Regions from separate parts of the Homo sapiens genome. Here region 2 is linked to region 1. A link is an interaction called in ENCODE POLR2A ChIA-PET data of the cell type or tissue named here. Cell type or tissue: MCF 10A. All regions are shown on one strand. Links, peaks and the distances in the headings refer to the core of each region. The heading gives the core; the rest is flanking DNA.

Evidence for each region. ChIA-PET counts read pairs that join two places held together with the same protein. Peaks named below come from ENCODE experiments on the same cell type or tissue, not always from the same donor. Only the 100,000 strongest peaks of a DNase experiment are listed, where the experiment ranks them.
Region 2: POLR2A ChIA-PET joins it to region 1 with 6 read pairs; 2 of 35 experiments call an interaction of 5 or more read pairs at or near these places.

The regions. Positions count from the first base shown.
Region 1 is chr4:156,796,721-156,801,127 of GRCh38, forward strand. All of the region lies in intron 3 of PDGFC (platelet derived growth factor C), which reads right to left. Among named protein-coding and RNA genes, the nearest start is that of LINC02272, 160 kb to the left of the region's middle. RefSeq lists an enhancer at 720-1,220. In MCF 10A, for the core only: a CTCF peak has its summit at 3,945; no DNase peak of the experiment used is centred there.
Region 2 is chr4:156,887,164-156,891,570 of GRCh38, forward strand. The region is part of intron 1 of PDGFC (platelet derived growth factor C); the gene reads right to left. Among named protein-coding and RNA genes, the nearest start is that of PDGFC, 82 kb to the right of the region's middle. In MCF 10A, for the core only: no CTCF peak of the experiment used is centred there; DNase peaks (open chromatin) are centred at 1,798 and 2,628.

The DNA of each region.
Region 1 (4,407 bases), core at 283-4,282:
TACTGAAAAGAATAAATGAGATGACTTACAGCAGGAACCCAATATAATAGTAAGTATTCGAGAAATGATGCATACTATCATTATTACTATGGATAGGCTGTTGGTTTTTTAAATCAACTTAATATAAACTTATAGAAAATTACATATAACTCTAAGTCAAATGAATGCTTACTTTAAGCAAAGTCACAATTTGCTACAACCTTGCAAGACAAAGAAGAAAGTATTAAAAGAAAAATGCCAGGTGTGGTGGCTCACGCCTGTAATCCCAGCACTTTGAGAGGCCGAGCAGAGCGGATCATGAGGTGAGGAGATTGAGACCATCTTGGCTAACACGGTGAAACCCCATCTCTACTAAAAATACGAAAAGATTAGCTAGGAGTGGTGGCGGCTGCCTGTAGTCCCAGCTACTTGGGAGGCTGAGGCAGGAGAATGGCATGAACCTGGGAGGCAGAGCTTACAGTGAGCAGAGATCGCGCCACTGCACTCCACCCTGTGCGACAGAGCGACAATCAGTCTAAAAAAAAAAAAGAAAAAAAAAAGAAAAACTTCAGACAATTAAATTTAACAGAGCTTAATTGAGCAAAAAAATACTTGTGAATTAAGGAGCACACTCACCCCTCGCCCACACCCCACTTCAACCAGAATAGGTTCAGAGCAACTCCAGCACTGTCAGGTGATCTGACAGAATTTAAAGACAGAAAAAGGAAAGTGATACGCAAAAAACAGAAGTGAGGTACAGAAACAGCTGGATTGGTCACAGCTCTGCATTTGAACATGGTTTAAAGTTCCAGGGATGTCAAATCTTTTGGCTTCCCTGTCCCACACTGGAAGAAGAAGAACTTTCTTGGGCCACACATTAAATACAATAAACACCAACGATAGCTGATGAGCTACAATAATGAAATAAAGTAAAATCACAAAAATAAAATCTCATAATGTTTTAAGGAAGTTTCCAAGTTTGTGTTAGACGGCATTGAAAGCCGTCCTGGGCCACATGGGGCCCGCGAGCCATGGGTTGGACAAGCTTGGAGTTGGTCACCTGCGAGCGGTTGAAGTACGGCTGCTGTGATTGGCTGAGACTGGGCTACTCCTTACAAGAGTAGATTACAGTCTGTTTACACATCTAGTTAGGTTACAGTTCATTATGTAAGAAGAAACCTTTAGACCGACATTAAAATACTTGAGGAGACCAGGCGCGGTGCCTCACGCCAGTAATTCTAGCATTTAGGGAGGCCCAGGTGGGTGGATCACTTGAGGTCAGGAATTCGAGACCAGCCCGGCCAACATGGTAAAACCCTGTCTCTACCAAAAATACAAAAAAATTAGCCAGGCATGGTGGCGGGCGCCTGTAATCCCGGCTACTCGGGAGGCTGAGGCAGGAGAATCACTTGAACACGGGAGGCGAAGGTTGCAGTGAGCCGAGATTGCAACACTGCACTCCAGCTTGGGCGACAGAGCGAGACTCCGTCACAAAAACAAAACAAAACAAAACAAAAACAAAACAACAACAACAAAAACCTTAAAGAGGCAGCTTTAGGCTAAACCTCATTTAAGAGAAGTAAAAATCAGATGCAAAGGGCATCACAACAGCAAGGTCTAAGATCACACCAAAAGCCTCTATGACCTTTCAGAGAGTTAAAATCTGCAAATTGCTCAGTGACATGAAATTATGCCATTGCTCTTAATGCCAAATAAAGACTGTAGCAAGGTAGAGGAAACAGTGAATGGCAAGTGAACCTCTTTTACGTAATTGGGAATCCTATTAGAATTCCCCTGACTTTAACACAAAACAAAACACTGTAGGCCTGGGTAGAAGTGAGAGTTCTTCATATTACTTTTATCAGTAATAGGATTAGGATACCACAAAACATCACTCATCATATTCCAAAAAGAAAGGAAAATATTGGTGTCAGAAAGCTTGAGATGGCTTCTCAAGAATCTCATCCAAAGGATGTGTCATATATTTTAATACCTCCTCACTCAGGTATTGAAAGTCAAGTTTTGGCATGCAGTGTTTCTCTGTCTCTCTAACAATTCAGTGCTTGCATATTTCTTTCTCTAAAAAAACTAATTACACTTAATGCTATTTCATTAACTTGTACCCAGCAGAAAAGTGCCCTTTTAAAATTCAACTCTATCAGAATGTTATTCCACTGGAAAAAAAGGCACTTCCTCTTTAGCAATGCTACACAAATTTAAAAACCCAATTTCAGAGGAGGTATTGGAAGCTGCCTGGGCTGATTTGGAGCCTCCTACGTTTATGTCCAATGCCTACCTCAGATTTTATGTTAGAGTCTTAGATAATTGCTACCTCAATGTCTTTCCTATTATTTTCCCATAAAACAAAATTTTTAGTATAAACTTTAGCTTTCTTAAGCAATCTGCCTTGGAAGAACCTAAGATAATTCATGTACTCCTTTAAAGCAAGAGATGACAGCCTTGATCTCTTGCCTGAATAATTACTTGTGGTGAAGAAGCACAAGGAAAGGCATCAGCCAGGTATTTCCATAATGGCTTTTATTCACACTTACACAAAACCTGACTTAACTAGAGTGGTAACATCTATGCAGACACAGGACCTTTGCCCTGGGGCCAAGACACAAAGACATCTTGGAAATTCCCCCCTCAGTTTTCTGAGGCCTTTGGTGGCCTACATGTGGTCACATTGCAAAAAGCCGAAAAAAAAATTGTATTAGTCCTTAGATTTGTGTTTTCTCCTCCAAACTTACTGTAGGAGTGCCTATATTTCAAATACTGTGCACAGATTGCATAATTTCAAACTAAAAATGCTCTGAGTCTTTTGCATACCAGAGTGACACATTCTGAGGTGTTTAATAGAAGACAGCCTATTCACTAGAAATACTTGCTTTCCAATTTTATTCTCCTATTTCTTAGCTAAATTTTAGCCTTACAAGGTTCTATAAGAATACAGTTCTGAAAAATTTGGCACTGACAAGATTGCTAAGATACATCATGGAACTGGGTAATTTTGCTAATATTGATGAAATATGACTGATAAGAAAAATATTGACTGCATTCATATTTTTACTTTTTCTTAGACTCCAGGTGACATTTTTTTAAAAAAGCTTCTTGTTTGGATTTGAATTTTATAGATTACCGTGTGGAGACACTACAGTTTAACCCTCAATATTTATCACCATTGTCACTACTAAAAAAAATTGGTAAATTCTAATTAGTTCACCATTTTTTCAAAGTTACCAAAGTATCCATGACATCATAATCAACAGGAATAGCATACAGGTGTTTTAATAGGAAAACAAAAATGGTCAGAAGAGATCTTAAATTTTTGTTTCTTTCTCAATGATCTTTCTCCTATTTTCCAAACCAGTCAAGAGGCAGTCTGATTTTAAAGAGAACTCTCTTCACTCTATATATGTTGAGTTTTAATCTACAAAATGGTAGTAATATTTCAATATGGGGATTAAATAATATATTTTTTAAAACCACCATAAGGCACACTTATTTTAATCTATGTTCATTCTCTTTTGCCTGACTCAAGTATTTTCAAATTGATACAATTAAGCATTTTCTTTCCAAAAGCTTAAAATATATGAGCCTTTCAAAATTAACATCTTTAGAAATATATAACACTAATCATACTTATCTTTTAGCTTTGTTCTAAGATTATCAGAGGACATAAAAATGGAAAGTTATATACAAAATCAGATTCATGTGATTTCAAAGTAATATTAAGTAAATAAAAATACAATTATATCATCTGAATTAGAGAGATATGTAAAATTTTAAAAGCTCTAGTTTTAATGTTCAAAGCATTTAAATATATTAACAGCATTACTAAAATAGGCAAATTGTTGATTATTTATGAGAATACTGATGAGAGTAGCATTTTCTCAAATGTGTGGATCATATGGTAAGTCATTTGGTGACACTTGCCACGTTATTATGAATGAAGCAGGGTTGGCATCCTAGTGGATACAACTAGACATTACATTAATGTTATAACAGAGTTCAAGACATGCTAAATAGCTCATCAATATTGAAACTGTCTACAAAAATTGTAACTGTGAGAAGATTATGACAGTGAAAGGGCTCTGATTTAATCAACCCTCATCTTGCCTTTAACTTCCAAACTGCCCTTAGTCATTCCTAGACAAAGCTAACTTTGGGAGAAATTTAGTTTACAGCTTAAGTTTTAATACACCTTTCCCCAAACTCAACTGTCACTGTAAAATGAATGAAACACTATGAGGTTAGGAGGATGAGAGAAGCCTGAACTTTGTTAAGGTGTAGAAGTAAAGGATTATGAGCCATTATTCCCAAGGTCAAAATATTTGCAACTTCCCCAGTTACTCTTGCAGATAGCATCACTATTGTAGAACTTAAGATTGGTCTTTTGGATGTCCTTCCAGACGTTTGCATTTCTGA
Region 2 (4,407 bases), core at 169-4,168, 90 kb after region 1:
GAATCAACATCATTCAGGATGTTATATCATAGCATCACAGCTTACTATAGGTCTAAAAACCTGATTTACATTAACAAATAATTTATAATAATTATCTACATAGATTATTTAAATTCTGTTAACTTGATAAGGAGACTTCCTTTATCTCTGCTGTTTAGTAACAAGGCAGAAAATATACAAAGCTGCTCATTTTAATGTCATCATGCCATTTTCATTTGTAATTTTACATATTTTTGGGGAGTAAGAACTGGTTATGCATGTTTTCATTAAATATGAAAATTAAGAGTCTACCTGAGGTCATATATTTTAACTTTTTCTTAGTAATTGTTTAAGTGACAATGTCACAAAAGTAATCGTATCATTCCAAAAAAGAAATCAATCATTAGCAAAGAAAATGTAGGAGTCCAGGTTGATTGATACCAGGAGAAGAATAATGTATACATTTTTATTCAATATTAAACTAGTAGGAAAAAATAGAAAATTGAAACTTATTCCGTGAATAGTTCAAAAAGCTTTCTAATAGATATCTCCCTTACAAATAATCCACTTTTAAAAAATATTTTATTGTCTTCTGGGTGTAGTGCCACAGGCCTATAACCCCTCACTTTGGGAGGCTGAGGTGGGCCGAACACTTGAGCTCAAGAGTGCAACATGGCGAAAATCTGTCTCTGTGAAAATCTGCAAAAAATACTAGCCAGGAGTGGTGGCATGTGCCTGCAGTCCCAGGTACTTGGGAGGCTGAGGTGGGAGAATCGCTTGAGCCCAGGAGGTTGAGGCTGCAGTGAGCTGAGATCCTGCCACTGCACTCCAGCCTGGGCAACAGAGTGAAACCCCGTCTTAAAAAAAAAAAAAAAAAAGATTGATAAATATAATTCAAACATGGTTATAATGGGCTGTGTACTACAGTTCAAACAGGTCTAAAACATTACAATAAATTTAAATTTATGACAATTACGGAGGTACCCATGGAGAGGTGTCTTGTCAACCGTAGTACTTGTTTTTACAACTGGAGAGTTAAGTAATAAAGATGCAGCCTTGCCCTATTGCTCCAGTTATAAGTTCATGTTTTCTTTATGCACTTATCAGAAACATCATACTCACCCTGGTATTTAGAGAACAATATAAATAAAAACAAAACTTCATATTATGGTGTCATTTAGAGTTACAATTAGCCAACTGGCCACTATACAATGTTCAATAATCAACTTTGTGCACATATTTATACCATCTGAGCAATTACAATTTAATTTAGTTTGATGAAACCATAAGGAAACAAGACCTTTTCTGATTATAAATTCAGACATAAAATTAAATTGGAGATCAAAATATTCTGTAAAGAACATCCCCATCACAGGATGTTTCTTTCTTACTCTATTATCAAGAAATCTTTCTTGAGAAATCTCTCAGTTTAAAAAAGTCAACTAACTGTGTTACTGGTTTCTTTTACCTGTTGCTTTGATTTCCTCTCAAAACACTCAACCTTGCTTAATCTTTGTGTTTTTCTAAAATTCACATCACTTTTTTCTTAGTCTTTCATTTTTTCTCCAATGTCCCTGCCCCTACCCAAACAATCTTGTATATTTACTACTGGTAATTTTTGCATTTTTTACCAATTGGTGTGCAAACCTTCAGTAATTCTCTACACTAAACATTCATAATATGGTGGAGCAGGAAAGGGCACACACAACTCTCACATAATTAGAGAGATTGCTCACCCAAGAAAAACATGCCTATTATTTCAAGTTTCTCAAGATCTGTTAAGAGCTTTGAGTTACTCACTCTTTTGAGGTATTCTAATGTTGTGTAATGATTCATGGTTTGTAACAATTTCTTTGTGAATTGCCCTCAGAATTCTGAGACAACAAACACGTCGTGTGTCTACTACCACGTGCTGAAGAATTCAGACACCATTATTCTGGATGATTACAAATCTCTCATTTTTCACTCAAAGCTATTATCTTCAAAAACCTAGTTTTCTTGCCCAGACAGAGGCCTACCTTCTTCTCAGCCATGATTTCTTAACACTATGCACATTATTATTTTTTTCTCATGTTTTCTTCTACTCAAATACCCAGTGGTGATTACAAAATCTCACATACAGGTCTGATATTTTCCCTGAACATTATACCTTTCTATTAATACCAACTTAATTCATATCACATTTTATACTTTCTAGGATACATACAAAAATAAGATGTCACGTAATCTTCATATTAATAATTTCCCAAGGTTAATGAAAAAGAACAGAAATTATTGCCATGACACATGCAGGAAAACTTTGAATTAGTACAGTTAAAATATTTGGCCAAGAATTAAAACTGGGATTCCAATTTGGGTCACCTTCAAGGTTAGTGCTCTTAATTGCCATACTGCGTTTCTTAACATTCTTCATGTCTATGATGACAATACTGTAAGTAGGAGTTCACATACAAAACTTGAACCTTTTTGTCATGGGTATTAAGCTCTTAGATCAACAGAACTCCACTCCACACAATTCTACAAAGTGTAATGGAACAGTTTAATACAGCAAACTCCAAAACTAAAAGGAGATCTGAAGCTAACAGGCATTGTTTTGGTTTTGGTTTTTTTTCTAATCTTGTCGGTTGCCCAATCTCCAACAGCAGCCAACTGGTTTCCTCCATGAATGGAATCTAGTGCATGTTACGTCTAAATGGTAACCCTGCAAGTCTTATTTGTAAAAGTTTAGTCATAGCTAAAGCTGCATGCATAGTGAATAAAAAAATGTTGAATGGTCCAAGTGTTGGTTTATTGGGGGGAAAGCTATGTGGTAACTTATTTGATTGACTCATTGACGATTATTTTTTAACTCTTTTACTTATTTATAAGTAAGCAGCTCCTCTGAGTTAATACATGCTATCATCCAGGTTAATATGTATTAAATATCTACACCTTGTTAGTTCATGAGGTTACAGAAAGGGAGGGCACTGGTCTGGAACCTACATGTGTCAAGTGAGGTGACTGTATCATATGGGAAGGGGGTATAAACTTGAAGCAGTAATCCATGGAGTGGCATAGAAAAGCAGCCAGGGATGTAATCAGAAAGGAAGAGATGCCTGAGCATTCATCCAGAAAGTGGCAAGCAGAATGGCAGGGATTTGTCCACTGCAAAAAAACAGCATGTTCCTTCTTTAGCTTTGAGGTCTTGTGAGTCTGAAAATGAGGATCCGCCCCCTGCACCCATCATTCCAGCTGAGTCAAATTACTGTGTACCTCCTCATGCCAGGCTATGCTGCTTCAGCACTTGGCACGCGCTGCCGTCTCTGTTTCGAATGCCCTTTCCCACCTAACTCATTCCTCCCACCCTTCCATACTTAGACAAGTCTGAGCTTTTCTGACCAGTCTTTCCTGAACAGTCCTCCATCCCATCATCACCTTAACTACTGAGAGTGAAAGCTTCTTCCTACCCAGGCTACCGGGGTTCATGCACCCTCTTTGGTTGGTTTACTTATCTGTCACTAAACTGAGATCTCTTTAAAGCAGGAACAAGATCTCTTTTTACCTAACTCATAACACAGGGTAAACAGACAACAAATGTGCTGACTAAAATGCTAATATAAAAAATCCCTTAGTGAAATGTGCAATGTTACATGTGAATATTGGTAAGGCAACATAATAGCAAATATAAATTTAAAGAATATCTTTTAAAAAGGTAACATTCCCTAAGAGTATTATTTCAAAGTTTAAATTTTTCTGTAGGTAACCATGTATGTATCCATTTGGTAATATGTGTATATGTGTGTGTGTGTATATACATTCACGTGTCCCTTAAGGATGGGATATGTTATAGTAAATGCACCACTAGGCAATTTTGTTGTTGTGTGAACATCATACAGGTCATAAAACCTTTATGTAAAAGCCTTCTACACACCTGCACTATTATGGTATAGCCTATTGCTTTTTGGCTACAAACCTGTACAGCATGTTACTAAACTAAATACTGTAGGCAACTGTAATACAAAGGTAAGTATTTATGTAATTAAACACATCTAAACATAAAAAAAAGGAAAAATGCGTGAACCCGGGAGGCGGAGCTTGCAGTGAGCCGAGATCCCGCCACTGCACTCCAGCCTGGGCGACAGAGCGAGACTCCGTCTCAAAAAAAAAAAAAAAAAAAAAAAAAAAAAAAAAAAAAAAAAAAAAAGGAAAAATACAGTGTTATTATCCTATGGGACCATCTTCATATGTATATGCAGTTTGTTGTTGACCAAAATGTTGTTTTGCAGCATGTGCCTCTACACGCACAAGATTTTTGGTAAAAATGTGAACTAAATTTAATTTACAAAGTGTTTCAGGAGATTATAAGAACAGGGTAAAATTTTTAAGACTAGCATGATTCTCTATTGGAGTTTACATTCAAATCCTTTTCAGTGAGGTTTGGCATCGCTG